Regions from separate parts of the Homo sapiens genome. Here region 2 is linked to region 1. A link is an interaction called in ENCODE POLR2A ChIA-PET data of the cell type or tissue named here. Cell type or tissue: OCI-LY7. All regions are shown on one strand. Links, peaks and the distances in the headings refer to the core of each region. The heading gives the core; the rest is flanking DNA.

What was found. ChIA-PET counts read pairs that join two places held together with the same protein. Peaks named below come from ENCODE experiments on the same cell type or tissue, not always from the same donor. Only the 100,000 strongest peaks of a DNase experiment are listed, where the experiment ranks them.
Region 2: POLR2A ChIA-PET joins it to region 1 with 7 read pairs; 7 of 35 experiments call an interaction of 5 or more read pairs at or near these places.

The regions. Positions count from the first base shown.
Region 1 is chr1:183,476,664-183,487,351 of GRCh38, reverse strand. All of the region lies in intron 1 of SMG7 (SMG7 nonsense mediated mRNA decay factor), which reads right to left. Among named protein-coding and RNA genes, the nearest start is that of SMG7, 9.5 kb to the right of the region's middle. RefSeq lists an enhancer at 6,352-6,431. In OCI-LY7, for the core only: no CTCF peak of the experiment used is centred there; a DNase peak (open chromatin) is centred at 6,291; H3K4me3 peaks cover 3,908 bases; H3K27ac peaks cover 4,000 bases.
Region 2 is chr1:183,598,297-183,608,984 of GRCh38, reverse strand. It overlaps a transcript of NCF2 not described here. Among named protein-coding and RNA genes, the nearest start is that of NCF2, 13 kb to the right of the region's middle. RefSeq lists enhancers at 4,216-4,305, 4,457-4,751, 9,096-9,595. In OCI-LY7, for the core only: no CTCF peak of the experiment used is centred there; no DNase peak of the experiment used is centred there.

The DNA.
Region 1 (10,688 bases), core at 3,972-7,971:
AGAGAGGCAGGAGAGTCAGAGAAAGAGTGGTGGGGGAAGTAGAATATAGAGTAATGTGACTACTGGCTTTGAAGATGGAAGGGGGCCATGAGCTAAGGAATGTGGGCAGTCTGAAAAGCTGGAAAAGGCAAGAAAAAGGATTTTCCTCCTAGACACTCTAGAAGGAATGGCACCTTGACTTTAGCCTGGTAGGACCCATTTTGGACCTCTGACCTCCAGAACTGTTGTGTGTTTTAACCCCACCATGGTGGTAGTAATTTGTTAGAGCAGGAAAAGGAAACGAATACCGCTACTGGTCCTACATCTCCAGCCCTTTCACCGCTTAAGTGAGCCAGTGTTTTTTCTGTTCCTTGCAACTAAAAACCTAATAAACTCCTGTATTCTTCAATTCTTACATCTACAGTGTTATCAGCATTTCTTTAAAAAGACAGTGACCAGCCTGAGCAACCTGGAGAGACCCATCTCTACGAAGAAAAAAATTCCAAAATTAGCTGGGTGTGGTGGCGTGCGCCTGTAGTCCTAGCTACTCAGGAGGCTGAGGTGGGAGGATCATTTGAGCCTGGGAGGTAGAGGTTGCTGTGAATACGTGACTGGAGTCCAGCCTGGGTGACACAGTGAGACCCTGTCTCAGAAAAAAAGAAAAGGCCAGGTGTGGTGGCTCACGCCTGTAATCACAGCACTTTGGGAGGCCAATGCAGGTGGATCACGAGGTCAGGAGTTCGAGACCAGCCTGACCAACATGGTGACACCCCATCTCTACTAAAAACACAAAAATCGGCCAGGCGTGGTGGCGGGCGCCTGTAATCCCAGCTACTCAGCAGGCTGAGGCAGGAGAATCGCTTGAACCCAGGAGGTGGAGGCTGCAGTGAGCCGAGATGGCACCACTGCACTCCAGTTTGGGCAACAAAGTAAGAATCCGTCACACACAAAAAAAAGGCCTGTGACACAGTTTATACAGTTTTTGCTTCTTTTCATTGCTTAAGTCAAGTGTGCTTGGTTTTATGTAACAATGAAGAATAGTACTAATTATTCAGACTCTACCATTCCTTGAAGACTGAATATGTCAATTACTCTGAGAAATTCACGTAATTCAAAATGTTTGCAGTAAGTGCAATCTCATATATTATTAGCCAACATTTACTGGGTGTCAGTATGGTTCTAAGGTTGTCCCAAAATAATTAAGAGAAAGCCCTCCTCTTAAATGACAACATGAGAACAACATGGTGCACACACAAAAGAGAAACATCTACTCATTTACCTGAGAAAATTCTAAGATGATCCAAAGAAAGACTTTCTGGAAGAAGGAAATTTTCAAGAGCAATGTAAAGTCATATGAAAGAAAGAAATTAAGACTGGGAAGTGAGTAAAGGAAAGCTGTCCCTTTTCCTAGTTAACCACAGTCTTGCTGTCTCAATTTCAGGTAACAATAAATTTCCAAGGGTAAACATTAAATTCAAAGATATCAGGTCACATATAAAGTATAGCTTTAGTAATCTGTTACTTTTTAAAAGTTACATTGAATTTTCCTTTAGAAGCAAGTTATTATCCAAGATTTAAATTTCATACATGCAAAATTATAATCCTCAGTGTCAGAAGCTGGCACCTAAACATCTCTATGTAATAACCAAGTCAGTGAGGAAAATGGAATCCAAATCTTCTGCAGTGAAGTTATCCACAAAAACTGGCAAGTCATTCACTACTTGTACTATTAGCCCTGATAGGTCAAAGTTATTTTCCCCCATAATAGCTGGTTCTCAATATTCCCCAGTGTTCTAGGAAATAAACTGTATCTAAGTAGTGATACTAACTAAAGACAAAACCTGCAGAAAGAACAGCTATAATAAGGGAGGAATAGCAGGTCAACTAGTCAGTAAGATAAAGCAATCTAAATGAATTAATTTCAAATATACAAGAAAAACTTATCTCCCCTAAGTAAGTTTTTTGGCAAAACTACCCGGCCCACTTCCCGCTTATTATCTACAAAGAAAAAGTGCATTAGGAAGGTTGACACTGATGAGAAGAGTGTTCAGATTATATATGTTTATAATTCTACATATTACATTATGTTTTATATAAACAAAAATAAAATAAAAATAAAATCATACAATCCTAAGCAAATAAGATTATAAAACTATACAGATACAGATAGAATCAGCCTGATATCTAGGTTCAAAACCCAGCTCTGCCACTTTCTGCATGTATGTCTCCTATGCCTGTTTGCCTAGCTGTGTAACAGAGCAATAATAGTATACATCTACTATTCAAAGAGTTAATAAACACACAATATTTGGAATACTGTCTGGCACAACATAAAAGTGCTGGCTATTACTACTAACAATCATGTCAAAAGAACAAACAAACAGCCTCTCTGTGAAGTTATTCCTTATTGCTAGTCTATACAAGCCTCAATGTCAGAACTGAAAAAAGAAAAGGTATGTCAGTGTATGCCAGATTACATGCGAATGGAAGCTAACCCAGAAGCTATATGGCAGATGGTCTAAGAGTATAATAAGCCTTTCAAACAACAGGTCAAAATGATTACTAAAAACATTATTTATAAAATAATAAAATCACATACCAAAAAATTTTTAGATAAAGGATATTAACTCAGGAGTCTCCTAAGTTTCACAAAGATTAATATTAAAGGATATACCTATATGGCCACATCAGGATATACTGCACACCTCTCCCAAATCCAACACAAAAGCAAGTAACCCTCATACAAAGGAAATGCTAACAATTCCCTGTTAGCATTTAAAGGGAGAGAGAATTGTTCCTGGTGACACATTCTTGAGAACTGCCATCACTTGTAGCTTCAAATCAGCTGCCAAAAATAGTGGAAAGACTAATTGTTATTTCAGGTATAAAGAAACAGCACAGGTAACAAAAAAGCAGAAAGCATGAGGGTTATTGTGGTATGAGCTGGCCCTCTATCGGTGAGTTCCTCATCCATGGATTCAACCAATTGTAGACCAAAAAAAAAAAAAAAAATTTTTTTTCAGAAAAAAATAACAATTTTTTAAAATACAAATTAAAAAGCAATATAGTGTAACAACTTTTACATTGTATTACATATTGTAAGTGATCTAGAGATGATTTAGAGTAGACAATGTATGCAGGTTATGTGCAAGTACTATGCCATTTTATATAAAGGAGCACCTACAGATTTTGGTATTGTGGGGGTCCTGGAACCAATCTCCCACGGCTATGGAGGGATTATACTGTGTCTATCTTCTCATGTAATTCTCCTAGTAATTCTACCATGGTCATTTTACAGGTAGCCAAGGTAAAAAACTAGAGAGCTTCAAGGTTACATTGCTAGTATATAATAGGGATCTGAACTCAGGACAACCAAAATACAAATTAAGCCAGTCTTAATTCAAACTCCTTGGCTCATTCAACTTGCTATGCCGTGCCGCTGTCTTAGGGAGCCAAAAAGACCTGTGTATGCGTTTAAACAACCAAATTAATATATTACATTAGAAAACCAGAAAGCAATTAATCTGTTACATTATTTTCCTTTCATAAACCAGAATTTATGGCCAGTATGCCTTATTATTTGAGTTGTGGTTCTTAAAATGGTCTAACCTTTTTTCATCAAAAAACAAAACTAATGATTATTTCAGACAAGGTATAATACTGTCATTTTGGTTACTTAAACAGAAATTGAGGAATATGATTTCATAGAATTAGATGTTAAAAGTACAAAAATTTCACCTCATAATATATTACACAAGTTGTATGTATGCACACACACAAAATTCTGCAGATGTCCTAAGACACTCTTTAATGTCCAAATTTATCCTATGGTGGTTCTCTCAACACTATGCTTTTTTACTTTTTTCACCAGTAATAAAAAAAATTTCAAGTAAGCAGTCTTTAACTCATTTTTCTCTTTGAATACCATCTTCCAGTTGCATTTTCCTTTGATTACCTCACTACTAATTATCTCATTACTGTACAGTATCTCAAAGATAATCTGGTTAGGTGATCACCTGATACAAAAGTAAATAATTCGTAACCTTTCTAAGAGGCAGTATTAGTAAAACAGACACATCCATTATACTGTATCCCAACTAACACAGCACTGAAATACTATTATATGTCTTTGGGAAGGAGAAGGAAAGAAAAAGAACTCAACTTCTGCGATCTGAGAAAAGAACCCAAAGAGTTTTGGGAAACAGATGAGAATATTAATGCAATATAGCAGTTATAACAGACTTTCAGAATCATGCTTGTCATTTAAGACAAGACACAACAGTAGGAAAATGCCATCAAGAACTGTGAGAACAAAACACTAATCATCAAAGGGTCTGCAAAGTTTTTCTTCTTTATGACTTGAAAAAGTTAAATCCAAAGACACTTCACTTAACCTTAGTAACTAAAGATTTCTGATATTTCCCCCTAATGCTGTAGAACTTCTCCTTCCCACAACTCTACCTCCATTCTACCTCCTTATCTCAAGGTGAGGATTCTATAAATGAAGTCCTATTAGCCCAAAGCTGTTTTCAGAATTACATGTACATTAGTCCTCCATTATCCATGGGAGATGACTCTGTGGATGCCTGAAACTTCAGGTGGTAACAAACACTATATATACCACTTTTTTCCTATACAGATTTACCTATGATAGTTTAACTTATAAATTAGGCACAGTGAGAGACTAACAATAGCTAATAATAAAATGGAATAATTATGACATAAGCTATAATAAGTTATGTGAACATGGTCTCTCACTCTCTCAAAATATATTGTACTGTACTCACCTATTTTCTGACCACCTACTTTTAGTTACCATTGACCACAAGGTAACTAAAACCATAATTAAGGGAGGACTACTGTACTCACTAACACTGTCATCATTTCCCACGTAATCATTTAATAATGTTCCAAATAGCTATTTTTTTTTTTTACCTAAGATGAGGCTACTTACAAAAGTAGGGGGAGGAAATCTAAATCTTTACATATCTCAAGAGGAAGTACTGTAGGCATTATATAAATCTTTCTCTCTTGTGTCTCCCTATTCCAGTAGGAATGTGCATAACACACACCAGCTACTCAAATATAAACTGCTCCCTTAAGATTAATGACCAGGTTCACTGAAAAAAACCTTAGACCCCCCACCCCCACACAAAAAAATGCAGAATGAGATATGGACTAATCAAAATCTCTAATTTATATGGCCTAATGTGACTGGTAGTCTCAATCTGATCATAATGTTTACATCAACCAAACTCAGTCATTCCTAGTATCAGGATTCTTTTAGAGTTCTTCAAACACACTGCACTGAGGCATTTACTCATTTTGTTCTTTGCCTGCTATACTCTTCTTTTTTACCTGGCTAATCCTGCTCATCCTTTTAAAATTCAGCCCACAGGGAATGGTGGCTCATGGCTATAAATCTAAGCAACTTGGGAGGCTGAGGCAAGAGGATCACTTGAGGCAAGAGGATCACTTAAGGCCAGGAGTTCAAAACCAGCCTGGGCAACAGAGCGAAATCCTGTCTCTGAGAAAAATAAAAAAATAAGTAAAACTGAACTCTGGTGTTCAACTCCAGAAGCTTTCCCTAAACCTCCTATGCAGGAAAAGTTCCACTTCCCTTAGTACACTCATGGAATTCCTTGAAAACATTTCACACTGTATTTACTACATTATATTGAAATATTTGTGCCACATCTGTCTCCCTCAGGAGCCACTATCCTAAAGAGTAAGTATCGGTTCATTTTTATATTCTCAGAGCCTAGCACTGGCATACGGTAAATAGTCCTAAATGTTTTGCAAAAACAAAACAAAAGCATGACAATTTTATTTAACACCAATTATGTACACTGTACATTTAAAAGATGCTGAAACATGGTCTCAACCATACTTAGTCTAGCTGCAGAGATAAGTCACATATAAAAAAAGAGATCATTACAAAATTAAGAAATTACAAGTACCAAATGACTAAGATACAGGAAATGCTACAAAGTTTAAAGAATGCAGAAATCACCAGAGTACACAAGGAAGTCTTCACAAAAGAAGGTGAAGTTTAAGCTAAGCTAGTACAGTGTGGCACTTCCCACATGGGAAATGACATGGGAAGAGAGATTTAAGCAGGAATGCATATGCCATGATTAGAAAACAATGAGATTACTCTGGCTAAGGCAGTTGGTTTCTATCAGGGAGTAAGAAGATATCATGAGGCAGAGGTAGGTGCAGGTCATTTTATGGAAGGCCAACAATACCAGATAAATGAGTTTAAGGAAGTGAAAGCCATATACAAATACTTTTTCAAGACTATTAATATAGAAGCAACGCAAAGATTAATTGGCAGGGGGACAGGTGGTAAAGAACCTGAAAAAGAACCAGAATTTGTTAAACACATGTAAACCTTTGTTAACACTGACAGCAATTTTAGGAGATCAATGTTCCGTTTTACAAATAAAGAAATCAAGACACAGAAATGTTAAGTTGTTAGCCCACACAGAAAGTAGCAGATGGTGCTTAAAGCCCCAGATCAATGCTTCCTTCTTGATGCTTGCAGGAAGAAATGCAGGTAAGGTAACAGTAGGAAGAATTTTTCAAAAGAATGGGCAATGTAATTAGAATCATGAAATCTTGATGCTAAACGCAACAGAGCTCAGAACACCCTGTAAAGCCTCTGTGTATATACCACTGCCAGTATGAACTATTTGGTAATTGAGTACTTACTTGTATGCCCAGTGAAACTACTTGAGGGCACAGTCTCTTTTTATCCCCAGGGACCTGGGATATAGCATGGCCCAAACTGAATGTTTATTGGTGGAATGGATAGAAGGACAGATACAAGAGAGGGGGACACACAGAGGAAGGAAAACAAAAGTGTGAGTTTGAGGGAAAGGAAAACAATCAGTAAATGAATTTGGCCACCGTGAGGTCTTTGGCACCTTTGGAAATGGTAATTTCAATAATGTACTCAGAAAAAAATGGACTGATAGCAAGGGATTAAGGAAAAGTAGATGGTAACTAAAGGAAAAACATAGGTTAGGGCAAACTTGAAACGCTTGGCCATAAAACAAAGGTAAAGAAGGACAGAACTTGAAAAGAAAAATCAGATCAGGAAGGCCTTTTAAAGGAAAATTGAGATTGGTTCACAGAAAGTAAGATCGGTAAAGGGAATAATTTAAAAGAAGAGAGCGACACAAGTGAAAAAAGATCCTGAAGGATGGTAAACATTAAAGAGTACAGTTAAAGGAAGGGATTCTGTAGGATCCTGCCTGACCAAATTCCTTTTCCCTTTTTGAGGCCTACAGCAGCCACCAAATCTTTGAACTACCACTTCCACATCACCACTTCTCTGTCCATAAACCTACCTTATCTAAGAAAAACTTAGATGTGGTCAGCATACTAATTAATGCAATGTATTAAGTGAGTGAATCAATTTTTAAAAAACTTATTTGGAATAAAGGAGCCATGAGTTGTTCTTCCCGCCTGAAATGGCAATTTGCCCAATATCCACTTATTAAAATCCCATCCATCTTTCAATGTACAAACCAAATCTCACCTCCTCAAAGACACCCTCTCCACCCCATCTCCACCTCTGTTGGAATAAACTTCTTGCCTATACTTACATAATACCTTTGACCTACTATTATAGCTACTTAAATGTCTTTCTTTTAATTTGCCAAAGGCATAACCCCGGTAATTGTGCTCTATACAATAAGTATTCAATAATTGCCAGTAAAAGAACACAGATTTAAGAAATTAAAATATGTACAAATGTTTATGGATAATGTCTGCCTATGGTAACTAGCCTATTACTACCTAAAAGAAAACTGAAAAGAAAATCCAATCTGTGGCTTAGAGGAGAAAACAAGAAAATGAACCCATGCAGTGCATATATATCTTTACTACATATATTTTCTAAATCAGTGGTTCTCAACTGGGGGTGAATTTACAATCCAGGGGACATCTGGCAATGTGTGGACATTTTTTATTGTCACGATTGCAAGGGAAGATACTGGCATTTAATGGATAGAGGCCAGGGATGCTGCTGAACGTCTTACAATGCTCAAGACAACCCACCACAACAAAGAACTATCTGGACCAAGTCGTCAATAAGTGCCAAGGTTGAGAAATCCTGTTGTAAATGAAACAGACAAGAAAAAAACCCAAAGCTGCCACATAGTCTACTTGAGATTCCTAAAATTTTCTTAGACAATTAGTAGAATCACCTCCTCTTTCCACTGACTAAAAACTGGGTCTAAGGGAGAGTAAAAACAATGTTCCTAAGCAGCTCCATTTACACACTAACAAAAAAAGAGCTGGTTACAAGCTGTCACTTACCATGTGACATACCTGCCAAAATTCCACTCTTATATTTCCTTGTAAATGCTTAGTTACAATTTCCCAGACAGCTGATAAGTCTATTCATAACAATACAGCAACTAAACTAAAATATGGCTTGACTGCAAAACTTTAATGGCAATATATAATGGCCATCTGCCAATATACCTACAAACAGATGAATAATCCACTATCTACAAGACGTATGCTTTATAATTTATTCTCTACACAAGATCAATTAAACTAACCCATCTAAACTTTCAGGCACTCATTCATGACACTAATACAAAAATTTGAAAGGCTAGCCGGAGGCAGGAAACAATTTTTCTCAAGTATAAAACACACCAGCCCTTTTAAAGTGTGAACCACTCTCCACCTCAAAACTGCCTCATGAAACTTGCAATACTAGTGGGTCCAGATCTTACTGTAACACATCCATTAAAAACAACAACATAAAACTCAGCAATTGCTTCTTCTACCATGAAGGCAGAAGACCACAGCTGTTAGAAAGCAAAGAAATGAAACCTAAGATAGGACAGGAAGTATACATTTTGAATCCAAATGAAACCACAAGGGAAGCAGAAATTAACTGCCAAAATAATTTAGTCAGACAATATCCAAGCAGGTAATAAGCTATTAACACTGTTATAACAAAGACTTATAAGCCTAAAGAGACAGTCATTCATTCAAAAAATGTCACCACCTTTGGCTGATATTCCGGGACAAAAGCTACTTTACATTCTGTAAAGCATGTACCTGGTGGAAAGGAAGGGGATGGGGCAGGTGAAGAAGACTTCGTGGACCACATGGACTAAAATCAGCATGTGCTCTAAGACTTCTAGAAGCTTCAGGATACAGTGACTATCTGATCTAGCATTACTAGACTCTTCTAGAACCTGGAGACCATCCTATTTATATATTCCTCCCAATGCTCCCACTATCTTCTCTGTTCCTCTCCCCAGGCTAGGATAAGGCTTAGCTTGCTACTTTATCCAGCCTTATCTCCACTATCTCTCTGTTTCAAGATTTATAGTGATACATTTTTATTTTATACCATATTGGATATTTTACTTCCTATTTAAATGACAACCATTTTTCTGCTGGCTTAGAAAACAACCCTGTGGCTGTTATATTAGTAACAAAACTTCTGACAAGTGAGCCACTGAGATGCAGCGTCTTCACTATACATGTATCATACAAAAAATATATGTATATATACACACATATGTGCATAGACACATATACATATATGTATACATACACACATACACACATGTATATATGCACACATATGCACACACATGTATATATGCATATATACACATGCACACACGTATATATGCATATATACACATATGCACACACGTATATATGCATATATACACATATGCACACACGTATATATGCATATATACACATATGCACACACGTATATATGCATATATACACATATGCACACACGTATATATGCATATATACACATATGCACACACGTATATATGCATATATACACATATGCACACACATGTATATATGCATATATACACATATGCACACACGTGTATATATGCATATATACACATATGCACACATGTATATATGTATATATACACATATGCACACATACACACACACACACACACACAAAACAAAACAGATACTTTCTGGACCTTTCCTGTAAAGGAGTCTAACAGTAGGAATCCACTTCAAGTGGATCTCACTGAAACACTCACAGCATAGGAAGAAATTAGAGACAAAAGAGAATAGTGAAGGAAGAAAAGGAGGAAAGTTGAAGGGAGCATAGAGTATGAACAGTGGCTCCCACAATGGCAGCAGAAGTCATTCGGTGGCACCTGTGCCACCTTTTATAACAGGATTTGACCTGTTTGACTGGTATTCCCTATAGCTATGATTATTCTACTTTCTCATCTTCCAAAACAACTTTGATGTCTTCTCTGTCTGGTACTTTAATACTTCCCCCACTCCTGCTTTTCCAACTTTGATATGTTAATTTCCACTTTTCTTTTTTTCAAAATGCCATTATTTTAAAGCATAATATTATACCTCACCTGCGGCCTATCCTAACCTTCTCCTACCCCCATCAAATGAATTGTATTCAATACACCCTTTCTTTTACTCAACAGAGGTGTCAAAGTCTTTTAAAATCTTTCATTCTGTCATAAATCAAAAGAGAAAATACTCTGAATTCTCCTTCAATTTGAGTAATAAATTCCCAATGTTATTCGGCCTAGAACCCTCATATTTAAGATCATATTTTTATTTTTATAAAACATAACAAAGTATTTTCAACTTAACTGATTCTCTTAGAAGTCTTGTCAGTGTATTAAAAAGATACTTACCTTTCAACAAACAAAAAATTT
Region 2 (10,688 bases), core at 4,348-8,347, 120 kb before region 1:
AGCAAACTGGACCCCAAAGAGCCATCTGAGGTCTAGACAGGTGCTTTAGTTTCACACATTATAAAAGGCACAGAAAATCTTACTGAAGGCCAAGGGGCTGAAAGATAGCCAAAGAAAAAAGAAAAAAGAAACAGACATCCTTTTGGTTCACTGAAGTGGCACATCAGAACAGCCAATCTTCTGGAACACTTTAATTCTGGAACAAGGCAGAATTCATTTGAATATATGTGTTCAAAGTCCTAGGAAATTAAGCACAAGGCAGTGACATCTTCTGGAAATGGTATCCAGCCCATACCACATAGAGCTTATAGGAGTCCCTCCTTATCCATGCTTTCACTTTCTGATGTTTCCTTTACCTGAGGTTTCAGTTACCCCTGGTCAACTGCAGTCCCAAAATATTCCATGGAAAATTCCAGAAATTAGTAATTCATAGTTTTAAATGCACATCATTCTGAGTAACATGATGAAATCTCATACAATCAGGATCTACCCTGCCTAGGATGTGAATCATCCCTTTGTCCAGTGTATCCACACTGTATATGCTCCCTACTCATTACTATACAGCAAAAAACATAGTGTATATAGGGCTTGGTACTATCTGAGGTTTCAGGGATCCACTGGGGGTCTTGGAATGCATCCACTGCAGATAAGGGGGGACTACTGTATTTTCTTTTTTTGTTTGTTTGTTTGAGAAAGAGTCTCACTCTGTTTCTCAGGCTGGAGTGCAGTGGCCTGATCTCAGCTCACTGCAACCTCTGCCTCCCAGGCTCAAGCAATTCTCCTGCCTCAGCCTCCCAAGTAGCTGGGATTACAGATGCCCACCACCAGCCTGGCTAATTTTTGTATTTTTAGTAGAGACAGAGTTTCACCATGTTGGCCAGGCTGGTCTCGAACTCCTGACTTCAGGTGATCTACCTGCCTCAGCCTCCCAAAGTGCTAAGATTACACGCATGAGCCACCGTGCCCAGCCAACTACTGTATTTTCATTTGGCCTAGCACTGTTCCCTGAAGGTTTTACCCAAGCCCTTCTATATAATCCTGAATTACATATAAGATTTTTCAGGGCAAGGATCACATCCTAGTCTTTGCTCAAGAGACCACTGCCAAATGTGAATTGGTGCTTTGTAATGATTTGAAGACTTAACTAAGTTTGCCATCAACCCTAGATTTCAGTTCTCCTTTTCCTTTTCTTAGTTAAAACAACAGTGAGAATAAGGACTGATGAGAAAATGATCACAATGTAGTTTAGAAGATATTAATATTAATAATTAATTCACAGATACAGCATTTTGAATTTTGCATAAACAAAATGAAGGAATTGCTAGACCTTGAATTGCTAAACTTAAAAGCATGACCATTTGGCCTAAAGATATAACAAAGAGCCAATTTGTTAATTAGTTACCTGAATTGAGTAGGTAGTATCTGATATTTAAAGCTACTTCATGGTCAACTAAACACATTTTTTTCTTCCTCAGAACTCTATCTTGAAAAAAAACCAAAGTCCTCTGCAAAAGGACATTTCCTGTTTGTGAACTGTGCGGTGCTCTTCCTCAGGCCCGGTAGGCCAACCCCACTGTGTGTCTGGGTGTCCAGCTGGTACCCAGTTTGCTCTAGAACCTAGAATCTGAAAACAGCTCAGTGGGAACATCAGCAGATGACACAGATTTTTTCCAGAGAGTTAAAATGAAAGTCCCAGGGTGCCAAGATTCATCTGCTTCTTCCTCAGGCAGAGAAAATCTAAGTAGTTGAGTGTCTCTATGTGGCTTTGGCAAATTACATTAGCAGGACTTTATTTGTAGTTTCACAAATAATCTCGGGAAAGCTAGAAGGCACCAAACTCCAGTCCTACTATTAAAGAGCAGGACAATCAGATCCTCTGCCTAGATTTTCTTTTGTCTTTTATTTGTTTGTTTTAGACAGGGTCTCACTCTGTAGCCCAGGCTGGAGTGTAGTGCCACAATCATGGCTCACTGCAACGTCAACCTCCCTGGCTTACAAGATCCTCCTACCTCAGCCTCCCAAGTAACTGAGACTACAGGTGTGTGCCACCACACTGGGCTAATTTTTTTAATTTTTTATTTGTAGAGACAGGGTCTCATTTTGTTGCTCAGGCTGGTCTCGAACTCCTGGGCTGAAGTGATCCTCCTGCCTCAGCCTCCCAAAGTGCTGAGATTACAGCCTCCCAAAGTGCTAGGCACACCTGCCCCCCGCTGCCTACCTTTCTGTCAAGATGTCCCAGCCCAAGCCAGGGAAGAAATCTGGGAACGTGCAGGTGGCCCTATGGGATTTGAAAAGGCAGTTAGGTCCAGGGAGCTCACTGACAGCATGGATGGAGCTACAGGCCCAGCTCCCTTCAGCCAGCACCTTTGAGGCTGAGGCAATGGGGTGAGCTCTTAGGAGGCCAGCACCACAGCTCAAACAGGAAAAACACAGCACCATGCCAGGAACTCCAAATTCCAAATGTCTTGGACATTTTTAAAAGGAGTCCCTCCTTATCCATGCTTTCATGGCTTTCATATCCATGCTTTCCTTAACCATGCTTTCATATCCATGGCTATTTTGTATTTATTTTTACATGTATTTACCTTTACAGAAACTTGTTTTGGTCCCCATGGTAAGGAAACATTTCTAGTTTATTTAAACTTTTAAATGTTAGGAGGCAAGGCTGTGAATTCAAGTATGAAGTCCCTCAAGATACAATGTGCCCTAGCAGGCTCTCATGCTGACTTCTCCTGCTCCCAACCTCTTCCCCAGTTGCCAAGTTCTGGCCTTAGTCCCTGCTACCCTCAAGAAATGACAGCTTTTGTACTTGTGTCAGTAGAAGGGTTTGGGTCTATCAGGTCATGGATCAGAATTTTAGAACACTTCTAAGGGCCAAGTCATTCCCTGCCCTAGGCAGAATAGCATCTCTGCTTTTATTGTTTGTTTGCTTGTTTGCTTTTCAAGACAAGGTCTCTGTCGCCCAGGGTGGAGTACAGTGGCAGGATCACCACGGCTCACTGCAGCCTCAACTTCCCAAGGCTCAGGTGATCCTCCTGCCACAGCCCCCTGAGTAGCTGTAACTACAGGCACATGCCATTGCATCCGGCTAATTTTTGTATTTTTTTGTAAAGACGGGGTTTCATCATGTTGCCCAGGCTGGTCTTGAACTCCTGAGCCCAAGTGATCTGCCTGCCTTGGCCTCCCAAAGTGCTGGGATTACACGGGTCAGCCACTCACTGTGCCTGGCCCATCATGTTTGTTCTTAATAGGAAAAAATAACCAGGTTTATGGCTGAAATGTCTTTGACATGCTTTGGATTCCAGGAAAGAAAAAAATAAAATGTATTTAGATTCAATGAAATGCTGGGGAGGTGGCAATTTCTCTTTCCCTCTTCTCTACAGAGCACAGATTGGCTTTAGAGTCAGACAAACCTGGGTTTAATCCTCATCATTTATGAGGTCTGTAACCTTAAACAAGTGATTAATACTTAACCTAAGAATTAGCTTCTTTTACTATCAATGGATTTGGGTAAGGAACAAATGAAATGATGCATATCAAGCACTTCAGAGCTTTCTTGGCACATAAGAACTTATAGAGAATAACTGTTACTGCCAGGACCTCTCCTGCCCCTGAAGGATTCTAAGCCTCTGCAGCCACAGCAATCAGATATATAATTGTCTTCAGGGCAAAGCTTGCAAATATGGACTCAGGCTCACCTTTGGGGAGCCACCATGACAATGGGCAGTGACAGTAGAAAAAGAGGTTGTAGCGGAGAAGGTGTCGGGCAGGTCCTGCTCATTTTTGGCAGAGGCCTGAGAACTCTGCACACAGTTGGTTTCAGCCTTCTGTTCCCCAGCCTTCTCTAAAGTAAAGAGAGAACATGGGTAGACGTGTGCCCTTCCCACTTCCGCACACCTATTTGGGGAGGACTTAACGCTGGTTGGCTGCAGCCATCACTTCCTCTCCACATCCACACTGCCTTTGAGGCACGTCCTACATCCTAACTTCTGTGTCCGGAAGAGGGGAAGTGCATGTGGAACATGGCTGCTTCTTTACCTCAGACCTCGGCTCCGTGCAGCTGGGGTCTGAAGAGCCCCTGAGTCCCTGTGACTTGACACTGACTCCTGTGAGGCCGTAGAGATTTCTCAGCTTATTTGGTGAACTTTGTTGGAAATGAGTTGGGGTTTTGGCCTAATTTAGCTGCCGAGTTCTGTTTAGGAGGAAGGCAACTAATGAAGATGCAGAAAGGGGAAGAAAAAACATGTTTCATCATGGGAAAGGTGTTACCACAGACTGACCAAAGTTTCAGAAAGACTCAAGCCTACACAGGCTTGGGAGCCCAGTGTGAGGAAGACACAGAGGCAGAGGGGCGGGGGCTGCAGACCCAGGGTTGCCCTTCTCCTGGGCTACTCCACCTGTGGGCAGCATGATTTCTTCCTTTTCACAGTTCAGGGAGAGCATCCAGCCCTTCTATCCTCTCAGCCCCCACTATCTCCTCAGCTCTTCACAACCTGACTTCCGCCTCCTCTGCCCACTGCCCCAGCTCGGCCATGACGTCATCATGGTCTTCAGCTTCCCCTCCCCTCCAGCAGCTCTCCGCACCGTCCACCTCCCTCCTTGAAGAGCTGAGTCAGATGTGGCTGACCGCAGTGGTCTCACCTTCCTCCTGCCTCTCTGACATTTTCCCACAGTCTCCACTGGCTCCTTTTCCCCAGGGCTCCAGCTGTCTTTAATTAGGGCCTCCCCAAAGTTCAGTCCCCATTTATTAAAGGCCATATCAGTTGTCTTCAGATTTCTGCTCTCGGGAGACAATATGGCCAGAAGCATGCCTTGAGAGTCACTTGTATGAAAGTGTAGGGGTGGATGAGGTTACCACTCCATTTCCTGTGGCAGTCACGGGTGTCACCAGCCTCCCAGTCACTCTCCTTTGTCTCCATGTGAAATGCCACATTGTATTTGGCATTTATCCACATCCATCCTCTCTTCCTGTGGCTGCCTTAGCATTATTTCTTGCCTGAAATATTGCAATAGCTTCTTGTATGTTTCTTTGCTCTGCTAGAAACCACTTCTCTAGAATTCAGGACACCTCTCCCCCATCTTCCTTCCACCATTCTACGTCCCAGCGGACAGAAGTGGAAGGAGAGAGCAAGAGAGAATCTGGAAAAGCAGTGGATATAATAAAGAGATGTCCACAGCTGGGTGCGTTGGCTCACGCCTGTAATCCCAGCCCTTTGGGAGGCCAAGGCGGGCGGATCACCTGAGGTTAGAAGTTCGAGACCAGCCTGGCCAACGTGGTAAAACCCCGTCTCTACTAAAAATACAAAAATTAGCCGGGCGTGGTGGCAGGTGCCTGTCTGTACTCCTAGCTACTTGGGAGGCTGAGGCAGGAGAATCGCCTGAACCTGGGAGGCAGAGGTTGCAGTGAGCCGAGATCATGCTGTTGCACTCGAGCCTGGGCAACAAGAGCAAAACTCCATTAAAAAAAAAAGAGATGTCCACTTACTAAGCAGATTGTACTAAGCAGACAATCCAAACAGGGAGGCGGAGAAGTATGAGAAACTGTTTAGTGACAAATGACAATCAATTCTAAAGTAGAAAGTCCAGTGTTCTGTGTGAAAGGGGACTTCCACAGCATTTAATGACCCTGGACTATGTCATGAACTATATGGCTTTAATAGTACTGCAGTGTGATGAACTATTCTGCAAACCTTTTGCGTGCTAGGAATTCTAAGGATGAAATGGCTACAGAGCAAACTGCAGCTGAGAGAAAACTGCTTGGAGTTTGGACAGAGGTGGAATTGAGTGTCCACAGGCCAGCTGAGGAGGTGGTACCCAGCACTCTATGAACCCTTCGCTCAAGTCAGCCTGGAGTAGGAGGTGGGAATGTCAGGACAGAGGACTAACACCCCATGAAACAAACAAAGGCTATGCTCATTTTTCTGTCATAAATTTCAGTCTCACAATAAACCAGCAAGTTAGGCATTGCTCTATAATCACTTTGCAGATGAGGAAACTGAAGCTTTTGAGAATTGGAGGGACTTGTGAAAGTTCACTCGGGTAGCACAAAACACAGTCAGGATTTGAATCCAGGATTTCAGACCCCAGGCATGTTGCTTCCTTGGTCTAAACACAGAATAAGCGGGGAACAGGCAGTTAAGTGCTTCCATAGAGCTCAGGGGCCTAATGGGGAAAAACATCACCAAGGTGCCTCCAGACCCAGGCTCTGATCAGTGAAGACCCCCCAGAATACCCAGGGGAAGTTGGTACTAGCCTCCCAAAGCCACTCTCCTGAGTGACATTGAGAGCATCCTATAGAGAAGGCCATGAGAGAGATAGCACTGGGACAGATGGTGTCAGCAGAGGGGACTCCAGACCACAGCAGAAGTGACCAAGCTTTAGCTTCCTTAGATGGCCCCAAGGGTGGGAGGCTTCACACAGCAGTAACCTTCAAGAGCAATAGGAGGCAGTTGGTAGGTGGAGGTGGATGATAGGAGGGAGGAGGCCATGTGTGAGTGCTTACAGAATTTGCAGGGTCTCCATGCAAAATGAAAATATGGGCCTCTTATTCTGAATTATTAAGAATTTTAAGATGGTGACAGCAAAGAAAGCAAGGGTGGGGACTTTCTAAGCATGGGCCCCTGTGTGACTGCACAGGTCACACACATGATTATATACTGTATCTGGCTTAATTTCAGGCTGCCATCATAAATGTGTTTATGGAGAAGGCATGTTGAAAGGGAAAGGTGCTAGCCAGAACAAAGATTCTGACTTCTCTTTCTTCCCCAAATTCACTCAGACTGGCTGAATTATAATAGCCACCAAGCAACACACCTTTCCACATAAGAAAAATGAGGCTGCAAGACTCACAGCCAGCTAGAGGAAAATCAAGATTCAAACCCAAATCCCTTAACTCAAAGCTCTCTCTTTCCCGGTACCCTACCTATGACAACTTTGAACCCTGTAAGAAATACAGACTTTAGGAGCTTCTGGTAGGGAATGTGATAATTCTGTTCTAGGTCAGTGTTTCTCAAACTCCAGCCCTTTACTTACTACTTTCATAATTTTTAGCCATATTTTCAAACCACCAATGCTGAGATTTGCTTAATATTTCTCTCTCACTGATTCATAATTTTTTTTTTTTTTTTTGAGACAGATCTCTCTCTGTCGCCCAGTCTGGAGTGCAATGGCACGATCCTGGCTCACTGCAAGCTCCGCCTCCTGGGTTCACGCCATTCTTCTGCCTCAGCCTCCAGAGTAGGTGAGACTACAGGTGCCCGCCGCCATGCCCAGCTAATTTTTTTGTATTTTTAGTAGAGACGGGGTTTCACCGTGTTAGGCAGGATGGTCTTGATCTTCTGACCTCGTGACCCACCCGCCTCAACCTCCCAAAGTGCTGGGATTACAGGCATGACACACCGTGCTCAGCCTGATTCACCATTTTAAAACCTACCCTCATTATAAAAAATGCTAATAATGAAATTGTGGATTTGGTGTGCTAGTTATACTTTTAAAAAAATGCACATTAGAATAAATAAACACTGTGACTCAGATATTCTAATTCTATAAGTTTATCCTATAAATATGTTTACAGACGTGTGAAATGATGTATATACAAGAACATTCCTCACAATATGATGATAGTATACAATTGGAGACACTGTATTGGAATTGGAAAATGGGGCACTCATTATACGACAGAAAATTACACAGCCATAAACAAAGAATGAGGAAGCTTTCTATGTACTGATAAGAGACTGTTGTTAAAGAGTGAGAAGCAGAACTTTACCTCTAATGATATGTGCGTAGAAGAGGAGGGGACAGAGGGTCTGCATTTGCATATGCTTAAAATCTTCTCTGAGGGAAGAATACCAAGAAACTAATAAAAGTGGTTTCTGATGGGCAGGAAGAGTTTGACACTGAGAGGAGGAAAATTTTTTGTATTTGTTAATTTTTGAACCATGTGAATATATTCTTTTTCCAAAAAAATTAAGGAACTAAAGTAAAACAATAAATATTATGATAAAAATGTGTGTCCATGTAGTGCCTCAAATGATCTCGCAAGCTCTTGATGGTATATATCCCTGCATGGGGAACCACAGCTCTGATGCGGTCAGTGGGATGATGGCCCTGGTGTGTGCTGTCAACCTCTCAAGTAGGTGAAAGTCCTGGACAAGCTAAGCCCAACCCTAGTGCTGAGAAGGAAGTGAAGGAACCCATCATTCTGGGAGGCTCTTCTGTCAGATGATCTGCTGATGAAGGCCATGTTGCTGACTGTCCTGAAACCCAGAAAAGAGTCTAAGCCCCAGAGTGAAGAGCCTGTGTCTCTTGGTGGAGAATGTGCAAGCCATGTCTGCGTTGGTAGTTGAACTGTGACCAGATGAAAAAAAAAAGACTGAAATAAAGACTTTCTAGACAATGTCTTCTAATCTGAGCCAAGAGTTCTGGGGAAATGGATGGGAACACTGGTCAGTTCAGAACGAGAGCCCTGGATGACAGATAATAGTTGCTATGAACAGAAGACAATCTTTGAGAGCTTGTTTTGAATTGGGGAATGGTGCCAGTTTCCTGCTCTGGCCAATAGAGAGATTACCCATGTCTCTGGCTAGGGCAGGTTGTTGAGTCAAGAACCATCTGACACAAGAGTTGGGTGCACTTCTGTTAATGCAGCCTAAGATTGCATTAGCTGTTTTGGCAACCACATGATTTTGTTGACTCATACTGAGCTTGCAGTCAATCCAAATGGCTAGGCCTTCTTCTGATGGACTGCTTTTAAGAATTGTCAAGAATTGTCATCTTCCGATGTTTGGGCAGTTGGGTTTTTAAACTTAGGAGCCGATCTTTACATTTGTCTTTATCAAACTCCATTTGGAGCTTTTGTGAATCTATATGAGTCAAGAAATATTTTAATTCTGATGTACATGTTGATACTCTCTCTCCAAACTTTGAGCTATTTGTGAATCTGATTCAAGGTGTTTATAGAAAGGTTAAAAGCACAAGGTGACATTAATATGTTAAGAAGATTCAGTGAACATAATATTTAGCCAAGTAAATTGTCTAAGGAATATCTTGGCCAAATATCTTACTGATATTGGTAGATGGCACCTTCCCAATTCACCTACCAGGAAAATCCTCTCAAAAAAAGAAAAAGAGGGCAGGGTACGGTGGCTCACACCTGTAATCCCAGCATTTTGGGAGGCTGAGGTGGGCGTTTCACCTGAGGTCAGGAGTTTGAGACCAGCCTGGCCAACATGGAGAAGCCCTGTCTCTACTAAAAATACAAAAAATTAGCCAGGCGTGGTGGTGCTCGCCTGTAATCCCAGCTACTTGGGAGGCTGAGGCAGGAGAATTGCTTGAACCCGGGAGGTGGAGGTTGCAGTGAGCAGAGATAGTGCCACTGCATTCCAGCCTGGGTGACACAGCGAGACTCCATCTCAAAAGAAAGAAAGAAAGAAAGAAGGAAAGAAAGAAAGAAAGAGAGAGAAAGAAGGAAGGAAGGAAGAAAAGAGAAAGAAAGAAAAGAGAAAGAAAGAAAGAAAGAAAGAAAGAAAGAAAGAAAGAAAGAAAGAAAGAAAGAAAGAAGGAAAGAAAGAAAGAAAGAAAAAGAGGTTTGGTTTTGTTTTGTTTTTAGAGACAAGGTCTCTGTCTACAGGCTGGAGTACAGAGGTGCAATCATAGTTCACTGCAGCCTCAAACTCCTGGGCTCAAGCAATCCTCCTGCCTCAAACTCCTGATTAGATAGGACTACAGGTGCTCACCTTGACACCCAGCTAATTTTTTTTTCTAGTAGAGATGGGATCTTGCTATGTTTCCCAGGGTGGTCTCAAACTCCTGACTTCAAGTAAATCCTCCCACTTCAGTCTCCTAAAGTGCTGGGATTACAGGCATGAGCCGCTGTACCTGGTCAAGAGTTTGTTTTGACCTGACTTATTTTGAGTAAACTCATGCTAGTTCCTAAATGTAATAGCTTCCTTTTGGTTTGTAAGTGCCTTTGTTTAATAATCTGTATTTTATAATTATTTCTAGGGCTCAGCCCATAAGTCTTTGATACCACTTCTAGAATTCACAGCTTTTAGAAGACTGGACTCATACTTGCCCATACATCCTGGCTTCCTGAATCTCAATGCTGATAAGATTTTAGGGATCACACTTACAAATTCTATCGATTCCTGGTTTTTAACGAGTCTACATTTGATAAAATGAATTTCTTTAAAGCAGCTAGCAACTTTCTCACCATCCTCTATCTGGGTCTTCAATTATCTGTATAGCTGGAAGCAAAATAGGAGCTGAGCAGTTTTGCTTTCACTCTGACATCTGTGAAAATGACACCATCTCCACCAAGCCATGACTCTCCCTCTCCCTGCTCTTCTTTCTCTGATACTAAAAAGACCTTTGTGCTGTCCTTAGTAATTTTTTTTTTTTTATGCAGCCTCAGCTCACTCTGGGCTTTGTCTTTCCTTATACTCTGCCTTTGATCTCTGCCAAGCATTTGGATTTCTCCTTGGTCAGAAGCCATGGCTTCCATCATCTGTGCATGTCTGGCCTCCTCAGAGCGTTCTCTGGGGAGTCTCATTGCCTCCCCACTTCCCTCATCTCCGTATTCCTGAGTAACACATGGTTATGTTTGTTTCTGAGAATCTCCTGTCTCTCTTTAGCAATTGATTATTTTAGAGTCTTGGGCCTGGGGCTTACATCTATTTTTCACTTTG